Linked DNA regions of Homo sapiens: regions 2 and 3 are each linked to region 1. The links are chromatin contacts, found by Hi-C or POLR2A ChIA-PET in ENCODE. All regions are on one chromosome and are shown on one strand. Each heading gives the region's core, a stretch centred on a gene start or an enhancer-like site at or near the end of the contact. The rest is flanking DNA. Distances are from core to core; before and after follow the strand shown.

The links. A loop is a pair of places that touch in the nucleus more often than their neighbours do. ChIA-PET counts read pairs that join two places held with the same protein, here RNA polymerase II (POLR2A). Pooled maps may share reads with other maps.
Region 2: a loop to region 1 is called in a map of chondrocyte, with 2.9 times the contacts of the local background. The contact joins the promoter of ZNF335 here to the promoter of SDC4 in region 1. A Hi-C loop is called at or near these places in 4 of 168 maps with a recorded cell type or tissue (HepG2, aorta, chondrocyte and 1 more) and 14 of 50 pooled maps. POLR2A ChIA-PET finds 5 or more read pairs at or near these places in 3 of 52 experiments (AG04450, BJ and K562).
Region 3: a loop to region 1 is called in a map of endothelial cell of umbilical vein, with 3 times the contacts of the local background. The contact joins the promoter of PLTP here to the promoter of SDC4 in region 1. A Hi-C loop is called at or near these places in 1 of 168 maps with a recorded cell type or tissue (endothelial cell of umbilical vein).

Annotation. Positions count from the first base shown.
Region 1 is chr20:45,346,726-45,350,347 of GRCh38, reverse strand. SDC4 (syndecan 4) reads left to right here and starts at 1,924. Exons shown (of 5, transcript NM_002999.4): 1 at 1,924-2,023. The coding sequence starts at 1,964.
Region 2 is chr20:45,970,291-45,973,912 of GRCh38, reverse strand. ZNF335 (zinc finger protein 335) reads left to right here and starts at 1,710. Exons shown (of 28, transcript NM_022095.4): 1 at 1,710-1,791; 2 at 2,453-2,703. The coding sequence starts at 2,503. RefSeq lists an enhancer at 1,089-1,308 and a silencer at 2,079-2,198.
Region 3 is chr20:45,910,905-45,914,526 of GRCh38, reverse strand. PLTP (phospholipid transfer protein) reads left to right here and starts at 2,372. Exons shown (of 16, transcript NM_006227.4): 1 at 2,372-2,448; 2 at 3,064-3,174; 3 at 3,276-3,375. The coding sequence starts at 3,075.

The DNA.
Region 1 (3,622 bases), core at 675-3,174:
AGGTTCTCTGCCACAAGAGACTTTTATTCTTTGATAATAATTAAGAGGTGGAAAAAGGGAAGTCACTACCAATTCTCCACTCCACAAAGTATATGAATTCATAATATGCCAACAGTGGCCAAAATGTCCTACTTCTAAGGCTATGTTACACCCTTAGAAAGATTTATACATAAGTCAGGGAGAGACAGGGTTAGGCTTCTTTTGTACTTCGATCATCGTAGAATGCCCACCTTCACACCCTGCAATAATTCCAACAGTACGTGTGCTTGGGGACCCAGAGAATTTTACAGTCTCCATATAGCACCCCCCTCCACTTCTTCCCTCAACCTGCTCCCACCAATGCACTGTTAGGAGGATGAAGGGTAAGGAGGACACACAACTTTCTCTTATAAAGGGTGGAAGCTTACCCTAAGAATGGAAATAAACTTGCAGACCAGTTCTCAGAGAGATCAAACTTTTGAAAAAGTTCAAAATCTGGTAGATGAAGCCCTTAGAACAGACGTCAGCCACTCTGAGACCAGCGTCAGAGTGGTCTCAGAGTGGCTGAGGCCCACCGCCTATTTTTGTTCAGCCCACTGCTAAGAATGGTTTTTGCATTTTTATTTTTTATTTTTTTGAGACGGAGTTTTGCTCTGTTGCCCAGGCTGGAGTGCAGTGGGGAGATCTCAGTTCACTGCAACCTCCGCCCCTCGGGTTCAAACGATTCTCCTGCCTCAGCCTCCAGAGCAGTTGGGATTACAGGCGCAGGCAACCATGCCTGGATAATTTTTGTATTTTGTAGAGACGGGGTTTCAGCATGTTGGCCAGGCTGGTCTCAAACTCCTGAGCTCAAGTGATCCGCCGCCTCAGCCTCCCAAAGTGCTGGGATTACAGGCATGACTCACTGCATCCGGCCTGCATTTTTATTATAAAATGTCATTTATTTATTTATTTATTTATTTATTTATTTATTTATTTATTTTTGAGACAGGGTCTCACTCGGTCACCCAGGCTGGAGTGCAGTGAGCGATCATGGCTCACTGCAACTTTCACCTCTCTGGCTCAAGCAGTCCTCCCACCTCAGCCTCCAGAGTAGCTGGGCCACAGGGGTGCACCACAATGCCTGGTTAATTTCTTTAAAAACTTTTTGTAGAGATGGGGGTCTCATTATGGTTGCCCAGGCTGGTCTCCAATTCCTGGGCTCAAGGGATCCTCCTATTCCTCGGCCTCCCAAAGTGCTGGGATTACAGGCGTGAGCCATAGAGCCCAGCCGATTTTTGCATGTTTAAATGGTTGGGAATAAAGTCAAAAGAATAATAATATTTCGTGACACATGAAAATTATATTAAATTCAAATGTCGGTGTCTATAAATAATGTTTTATTAGGACCTAGCTGCCCTCATTCCTTTAGTATTTATGGCTGCTTTTGAGCTACGACGCTCGAGTTTGAATAGTTGCCACAGGGATCGTATGGCCCGCAAAACCTAAAATATTTAGCCCTTTACAGAATAGTTTGCTGTCCCCTGTCTTAACACGGTTCACATCCCATTTGGGAAGTTCTGTGTCTTCAGAGGGGAGCACACCCGGTATGAAGGCTGGTCTAAACTCAACACCCTAGGGAAGTCCTTCCCGTCCCTGGGCCTTAGTTTCCCCAACTATAAAATGGGGTTAGCCGCAGTGATCTCTGGGGACCTGCCTGGCAGTGGGTCAAATAAATAAAGGGAGTTGGAGCTCCCGGAGGGTAGGACTAGGGGTTGAGTAGGAGCCGGCGGGCTCGGGCAGGGCGGGTCCCTTGGGGTTTCCAACTCCGCGGGCGGGCGCAGTGCCCCGCAGGCCTCGCTTCCACTGGGGAATTCCGGGCGGGGTGCGGGCGGCGGGGCGGGGGCGGGCCGGGGCGGGGCCGGTAGGCCGCCTATAAGATGGGTGGCGCGCCCGCCCGGGGCCACTCGCCGCAGCCTGCGCGCCTTCTCCAGTCCGCGGTGCCATGGCCCCCGCCCGTCTGTTCGCGCTGCTGCTGTTCTTCGTAGGCGGAGTCGCCGAGTCGGTGGGTGCTTGGAGGTTCCCGGGCTGGGGGCGAAGCGGGGGCGCAGGCCGGTGCCTCCTTTGTTCGTCGGAGCGTGGGATGGGGGGGGGCAGATCGGGGGTACGCTACCCCCAACCGGACACCGAGGCCCGGGAAACTTTGTTGGAAACTTTGCTCCGGGGTCACGGGCCAGCCTCCGGGATGGCTTCACGCGCCGTGCGCCCCTCGCCTGTTGCTCTTCCCGCCTCCCCGGGCCTCAGCCCCGCCGCGGGCTACGGGCTCGTTAGTGACTAAGCCGGTGTCAACTCTTCAACTCCCACACCCTCGTCCCTTCCCTGGTGACCCTGGGGCAGGCTTGGAGCGCTGAATCCCCTCCTCGCTCTCGGGGCGCCCAGAGCAGACAGCTTTAGGATCCGAGATGGCCCTGGGGGTCGGGGGGCTGCGTGTACTCGGAAGGGGGAGGGTTTTAGGGTTGTGCGAGGCCCTCTTTCACACACCAAGGAGAACTGAGCCCTAACCTCAGTTCTGGCCCCAGCTCTGTCATTGACTTGTGACTTAGGGCAAAGTCCTGCCCTTCTGAATCTCTTCCCAATACTGCACCAAGGGTCTGAGGGAATGGGGCAAGAGGGGACACTGCGTTAGGGTTTCTAGAAAGTTGGGGACTCTGCTCTTTTCGAGGACAGAGGAGAGGAATGGTTTAGACTCAACACTTAGCCAGGAGCTGAGCCTCTGCTTTCTGCAAGAAGTGTGTTCATTTTTTCTCAATTGCAGATAAGAAAATTGAAGCATCCACCTTGAGTGAGGTGAAGGGGGTAGGGGGGAGAGAAGGCCTCAATCAGCCCAGGGAAACCTTTCCTTCTCACTGTCCACTGGCCTCCGTCATAGCTGTCCCTGGGCCAGCAGAAGCTCTATCCATGCCCGCAGCCGGCTTAGGAGGAGGGGGGCAATCTCATCTGGGAAGTTGGGGGGCATGGGAATTACTGGTGAAGGCAATCTGTCCCCCACAGCCTGAGCTTTGTGCCCCCTTTGTGCCCTTTAGCCCCAGTTTTCAGAGCGAGTGAGTCCTTGCAGTTTAACCATTAATGTTAATTTCTTTGAAAGCCTTGGGGCTCCTGTTCCTCTGAATTTACTTAGCGGAAGGTTGATTCTGCCTGCAGGCTCTTCTTGAGGAATGAATGAGACCCTAGGCAATACTTCCAGCACAATTCCAGGCATGCCATGATGATTGCAAACGTGGAGCGCCTTTGTCGGGGGGCCAGACATTGCTCTAATAACTTTCTAATGGGTATATCCAGGAGCTTAATTCCAACAACAATCTTACTGTGTACTGTTCTTAAACTGGTCCTGAGGCTAGAGAGGTTAAGTAACTTGCCCAGGGTCACACAGTTAATACACAATAAATGGGTGAGTCAGATTGAAATTTAGGCAGCCAGGCTTTCAAGTTTCTGCTTTAGCTTAACTTCTACTCTTTGTGCTACTCCAGGTGTCCCATCGTTGGTAACTAAAGACGGGTTTAGAATAGGTTGAGATTTTAGGCTGGAAGGCAAAGGAATTCTGAGGTGGAAGGAAACAAGGCCAGAGTGAGGTGATGACTTAACCTAAACCAAAGGCTACCTTGCC
Region 2 (3,622 bases), core at 461-2,960, 620 kb before region 1:
AAATTTTGTATTTTTAGTAGAGACAGTTTCACCATGTTGGCCAGGCTGGTCTCGAACTCCTGACCTCAAGTGATCCACCGGCCTCAGCCTCCCAAAGTGCTGGTTATTACAGGTGTGACCCACCGAGCCCGGACCTTTTCTCCTTATTAATAGGTCTTCTCCTTAGGACTTTTTGTTTGTTTGTTTGAGACAAGAGTTTCCGCTGTTGTTCCCCAGGCTGGAAGGCAATGGCGTGATCTCGGCTCACCGCAACCTCTGCCTCCCGGGTTCAAGCTATTGTCCTGGCTCAGCCTCCTGAATAGCTGGGATTACGGCATGCGCCACCACGCCCAGCTGCTTTTGTATTTTTCGTACAGATGGGGTTTCTCCATGTTGATCAGGCTGGTCTCAAACTCCCAACCTCAGGTGATCCGCCCGACTCAGCTTCCCAAAGTGCTGAGATTACAGGCGTGAGCCACCGCGCCCAGCCTGCTTAGGAGTTTTTTTGAGATTTTTTTCCCCCAAAATTTGTATCTTTCAATTAAGGAAAATAGCCTATGGAACTACAGAGACTTAGGGACAAAAACCAGAGCGCCTTACTCCCTCTTGTGCTCTTCCACTGCAAACTGCTAAAAGTCTTAAAACAGAAGGTGACATTTCCGGAGGAAGGACATACCTTAAGGGCAGCTGACTTTTAATTAAAATTTTTTTTCTTTCTCCACTTTTAAAGGATAGGTAGTTGACTTGTATTTATTTATTTTTTGAAAGAGGGTCTCGCTCTGTCGCCCAGGCTGAAGTGCAGTGGTGTGATCACGGTTCGCTGCAGCCTCAACCTCCCAGACTCAAGCGATCCTCCCACCTCAGCCTCCCGAGCAACTGGGATTATAGGCACGCGCCACCATGCCTGGCTAATTTTTCTTTTTTTTCTTTTTTTTGTAGAGATGGGGTCTCGCTCTTTTGCCCAGGCTGGTTTGGAACTCCTGGGATCAAGCGATTCTCCTGCCTTGGCGTCCCAAAGTGTTGGAATTACAGGCGTGACTCACAGCGCCCGGCCTCAGCTCTATTAATGTTAACAAATATGTATACAAACCTAAGGGACAAGCATTAACTTCTTTCCATTTCCCCGACTCCTGCCATCCGTACTTAGCTCCTGAGTCCCTTTATTGGATGTGATTTTGGACCAGCCCTTCCCATACCCAGACCTCAGTTTCCCTATCTGTACAATAATTATACATTCCCTTCCCAACAAAACACATCAAACCTAACGGGCAGAGCTCGATTGGGTTGCAGCAGCGCGCTAAGTAATAAGTAATGAGTCAGGTAAAATGACTGACAACATGAATTCCTCTTTGGCCAAGCCAAAGTCGCCCGCGGCCACACGCTCTTCCGGGCTGTTGTAGGAGGGGCGCGGCCAAGCCACCGGGAGCCACGCCCCCCACTGGGAGCCACGCCCCAAGAGAGCGGGGCGCGCATTCGCCGCGCCCAACCCTGCGGCCTAGGGAAGGGACCAGAATGACGTCACAACCACTTCCTACGTAACACTCCGCCGAGATAAAGTAGTCCCCAAACCATAGTGGGCTCAGTGCCAAACACCGGGCGACGTATAAAGTCCCAGAGTCTGTTGAGACCCGATTATGGTTTTGAGGCCTCGGAGCGACCTTCCGGAACACTGAAAATGTGTCTTTCCCGGGGCCAGCGGGGGAAGTAGTTCCGGCCTACAATAGGCCGATGGGTTCCTCCGCAGCGGAGGAAAGAGGATGGCGACCTCGTCGATGCCGGAGTCAGAGAGGAACGTGGCTACGAAAGCCTCGGGTGAGCTTCGGGTAGAGTTAGGCGGCCCCACCGTACCCTGCCGTGGAGTGAGGTCACACTGCGGGGATACCCGGAGGCGAGGTCCCAGGCCGGCGGGGCTGTCCGAACAGGGCCCCGGGGTCCCAGGCCCTTTAGTCGCTCTCGCACTTGCCTGAGCGGAAACCCGGCGCCACCACAAGATGGCGTCGGGCCTGGAGCACAGGCAGCGCCGGGGACAGCCCCAAATCGCCAGGCCCCGAGACCGTCGCTGTCAGCCGCCTCCGCAGGGGAACCGGGGGGGAGCGAACCACTGACCCAGGGGGCCAGCGGGCTGTACCACCGGCCCTGCAACCCGGGGGGACGCGGGGGCCGAAGGGCTGAACCACTGGGCCCGGATGGGGCTCACAGAGCGGAACGCTCCACGAGAATCGTGGGGGCGAGGGAAAGGGTCAAGATTACCAGCCATTGACCACCCTCCCGGGAAGGGCCTTAGCCTGGGAAGCACAGCTTCTCCGTCAAGTTTTTCCCGAGCTCCCCTCGCAATACACCAGGAAGCTCCGCCCCGTCGGAGACTCAATCTTCGCATCTGCAAAATGGGCGCAGGGGTGCAAATGGGTGGCCGTGGTTGCCGGGGCTGGGGAGATGGCCCACTTGTTCCAGCCACGGTCACCTCTCTTCTCAGAGTGAAGTTCCCAGACCCTACGCCCCGCTGTCAGGCAGCCCGCCGATCAGATGGAGGAGAACGAGGTGGAGAGCAGCAGCGACGCGGCCCCTGGGCCTGGCCGGCCCGAGGAGCCCTCTGAGAGCGGCCTGGGTGTGGGCACCTCAGAAGCCGTGTCCGCCGACAGCAGCGACGCCGCGGCCGCCCCGGGGCAGGCAGAGGCCGATGACTCTGGCGTGGGGCAAAGCTCGGACCGCGGCAGCCGTTCTCAGGTATGGACCCGGCTGGACGGCGTGGGTGGAGGCAAGGACCGCGAGCAGCAGTGCCTGACAGCCAAGAGGAAACAAGGCTTGTTTGTAGCTAATACTTGGTGTTTCTGGTTTACTGTGAGCCAGGCACCAAGCCAAACCCCTAAAATGGATTTTCTCATTTGAGCTTCATACCTTCTAAGACACATACCATTTTTTCCCACATCTTATAGAAAAGGATGCCGAGGTACAGAGTGCAGACAGAGCCAGGATTCAAATCTAGGCTGTGGTCTTAGCTACTATACTACCCACAGTCCTCACACTTTGAGAGGCAGATGTCTAGGCCAGGAGTGGTAGCTCATCGCCTGTAATCCCAGCACTTTGGAAGGCTGAGGTGGGAGGATCACTTGAGCCCAGGAGTTGGAGACCAGCTTGGGCAAATAGCGAGACCTCATCTCTACAAAAAAAAAAAAAAAAACGCAAGTGCCCTGGGTTAAGACTGGGTCCTGCCTCCAGTTTACTGGGAGACCTCTTTGAGCCTCAGTATCCCGGCTAAAGTAAAGCAGAAATACTTGCTTTCAAGGGTGCTTGATTGTGAGCTCCCACCAGACATCCTCTTGCAAACATTTTGTAAACCATCTCCTCCTGGCTGTGCCACTTCCTAGCCGTGTGATCTTGAGCAAGCTACCCAACATCTAGCTCTGTTTCCTCGTCTGTAAAGTGGGAATGGTAAATATACCTGCCTCATAGAGTTTTTGTGAGGATGAAATGAATTAACATATGCAAAGCTAATAATTAAAACAGTGCTCAGCACATTGTAAGCACTCAGTAAGTATTAGCCATTCTTATATGCAAGATAATGGTCATATTCAGTATATCACGTGATAGAAGTACACAGCAGTGGTCATCACTTTGGGGTCCTGGGGTTTCATTAGTTCAGCAG
Region 3 (3,622 bases), core at 1,123-3,622, 560 kb before region 1:
TAATAGCAGCCACAGAATTGCTTCAACCTCTACTTCCTGTTAAAGAGGGTTCATAATAGTGCCAGTCTGACAGGTTGTTAAGGTTAAATAAATTACCTAGAATTCGGATGACCAGTTGTAAGGTTTCCCAGGGACTGAGTGGGTTCCCAGGAATGGTTTCAAAATGGGGATGGCTGGATGTGTGGCTCACGCCTGTAATCCCAGCACTTTGGGAGCCCAAGGCAAGAGGATCACTTGGGTCCAGGAGTTCAAGATCAGCCTGGGCAACATGGTGAGACCTGTCTCTACAAAAAATACAAAACTTAGCTGGACATGACATGGTACCACCTGCCTGTAGTCCTAGCTACTCAGGAGGCTGAGGTGGGAAGATCGCTTGAGCCCAAGAGGTGGAGGCTTCAGTGAGCCGTGATTGTACCACTGCACTCCAGCCTGGGCAACAGAGCAAGACCCTGTCTCTAAAAATATAAATAGGCGGCCGGGCGCGGTGGCTCACGCCTGTAATCCCAGCACTTTGGGAGGCCAAGGCAGGTGGATTGCCTGAGGTCAGGCGTTCGAAACCAGCCTGGCCAACATAGCGAAACCATATCTCTACTAAAAATACAAAAAATTAGCTGAGCGTAGTGGTGGGTGCCTGTAATCCCAGCTACTTGGGAGGCTGAGGTAGGAGAATTGCTTGAACCTGGTAGGCGGAGGTTGCAGTGAGCCGAGATTGCGCCATTGCACTCCAGCCTGGGCAACAAGAGAGAAACTCCATCTTAAATAAATAAATAAAAATAAATAAATAGGCTGGGCATGGTGGGTCACACCTGTAATCCCAGCACTTTGGGAGGCTAAGGCAGGCGGATCACTTGAGGGCAGGAGTTCAAGACCAGCCTGGCCAAAATGGCAAAACCCTGTCTCCACTAAAAATACAAAAATTAGCCAGGTGTGGTGGCACATGGCTGTAGTCCCAGCTACTTGGGAGGCTGAGGCAGGAGAATCACTTGAACCCAGGAGGCAGAGGTTGCAGTGAGCCAAGATCACACCACCGCACTGCAGCCTGGTGACAGAGCACGACTGTGTCTCAAAAAAATTAATTAATTAATTAAATAAAAAAGGAAATGGAACTATTTTTGTGAATCTGTGGATTATATCAGAAAAAAAAGACACAATGGGGAAAGTCCTAGGCAAATCAGGATGAGTTAGTCATCCTTCCTAGATGAGTGTTTGGTGCTAAATACATGCTCAGCAGACATGATTATTGCTTCCCCTTTCTTTCGTCCATTTGGCAACAAAAAGGTGGCAAGCACCCACTCTGTGCCCTGTCCTAGGGTCCGGGAACCCTGTAAGCAGTAGATGGAGGTGGGGGTGGGGGTGGGGGCGGGGATGCTGTTCAGAGCACCTTGCTCCAAGGGTTCATTAAAAAATCCACCAGTGGACCGGGCGCGGTGGCTCATGCCTTTAATCCCAGCACTTTGGGAGGCCGAGGCGGGCGGATCACAAGGTCAGGAGATCGAGACCATCCTGGCTAACACGGTGAAACCCCGTCTCTACTAAAAATACAAAAAAAATTAGCCGGGCGTGGCAGCGTGCGCCTGTAGCCCCAGCTGCTGGGGAGGCTGAGGCAGGAGAATGGCGTGAACCCGGGAGGCGGGGCTTGCAGGGAGCCGAGATCGCGCCACTGCACTCCAGCCTGGGGGACAGAGCGAGACTCCGTCTCAAAAAATAAAAATAAAAAAAATAGAAAAAACAATCCACCAGCCACGATAAATGGCAGACCTCCTTCTGATTTCAGCCGGTGTGGTATGTTCCTGGGCTGACAGCACTTGTCTAGTCTTGCTTTCCCAAGTGGGAAAGGTCTCTGGGACCTTAAGGTCCCCAGGTGGTGACACAGAGACAGGTAGGGGGGCCCATAGCAAAGCCAGGCAAGGAGGTCCCGAGATGATTGTGGGTGGCAGGGAAAGAAAAAATATTCCTTGACTTTGTGCCTGGACCTGGTTGTAATAAAGGCCCAAGAGGTAGTTCCTATCATCGTGCACATTTCGCTGAAGGAAGAAACTGAGGGTCAGTGACCCAAGTGAAGTGACTTGCCCAAGATCATGCAGGAAGACATGGATAATTGTAATTTGAACCAAGGTCCCAGCAAAGTGGGATTGTTGGGGCTGAGTGGGCCGGCTCCTGCATTTCCTTCCCTCTCCCTGGGCTTGGGTCTCCCACTTGTCCAGACAGCGGCCGGGCTTGTCACGGGGCTCTGTGCAGCCTTTTCCACTCTCCCGGCTGCCAGCGTCCCGCCCCGTCCCCTCCCAGCCCCCAAGGGAGGAGGGGAGAGCTGCAGAGAGGAGGAGGGGTCGGGGAGGCCGGCTTTATAAAGGCGGCTGGAACAACCCTGCCCGCCAGACCCCGTCGCCCGGATCCCCTGAGCTGCCCGCCATCCCACGTGACCGCGCCGCCCCCCAGCTCCACCGCTGAGTGAGTTGGGGCGCGTCCCTATCCCGTTCCCAGTCCCTCGCCGAGCCGCGTGGTGCACTGAAGCCGGCGTGGGGAGGAGAGCCGATGAAGGAGAACGCTAACATGGGGGCTCCAGGCAGAATCTCTAATGGGAGAGATTTAGGACCTGAGGGAGCCGGGAGACCCGGGAGCCCACGGTCTGGTCGGCCACCTCCTCTCCTCCCCGGGCGCGAGGCCTAGGAGACCGCAAGCCACCCTCCAAGAATGCGCGTGCAGTCGTTGCCGTGGCAACGTGCAAGCCTGCATGGGCCCACCGCTAAAGGAAAGGGGAGGTTGTTGGGGGTGTGGGGGCTGGTCCCCTGGAGGTCCAAACTCATCACGCGGCGGTAGCACGAGGGAACTGGGAACGTCCCCTCCCCCGTGTCCCAAATCCTCTGGGAGCCAGAACGCAAGTCGCATCGCCTCTCTGAGCCTCAGTTTCCACATCTGCCATATGGAGGCAAGATTATTGGTTCCAAGTTCCCCGAAGAGTTATCTGGAGGGTAACGATCCAGGCTAGTTCCCACTTATGGTTGGACGTCCAAGGAATGGGTTTAAGCGGCTCAGATAACTCCTGCGACCCCACCCCACCCCCAGGCCCGCTCGCCATGGCCCTCTTCGGGGCCCTCTTCCTAGCGCTGCTGGCAGGCGCACATGCAGAGTTCCCAGGCTGCAAGATCCGCGTCACCTCCAAGGCGCTGGAGCTGGGTAAGGCGCAGGGGCAGACAGGGACGGACGGGAGCGGACGGGGTTGGGGTCGCCCCAACAGTGGGCACGGGAGCTAAGTAAGGGTTTCTCTGCTGCTTCAGTGAAGCAGGAGGGGCTGCGCTTTCTGGAGCAAGAGCTGGAGACTATCACCATTCCGGACCTGCGGGGCAAAGAAGGCCACTTCTACTACAACATCTCTGAGTAAGTGGGGGGCGGGGCCTCGCGATCCGGGGCGGGGCCTCGGCGGTGGAGGCGGGGCCCGAGAAATCTCAGGGTCTCGGGAGACTGGAGGCTGAGTGGGATGGGGCGTGGCCAAATCGATGAGGCAAGACTTAAGAAACCGGATGGGGCCGAAAAGATAAAGGCCAAGCCAGTCATCATAGGCGGGACCAGGCAGATGGGCGTGGCCTTGAAAATGTAGAGGGGGCCAAGAAGGAAGCAGGACCAG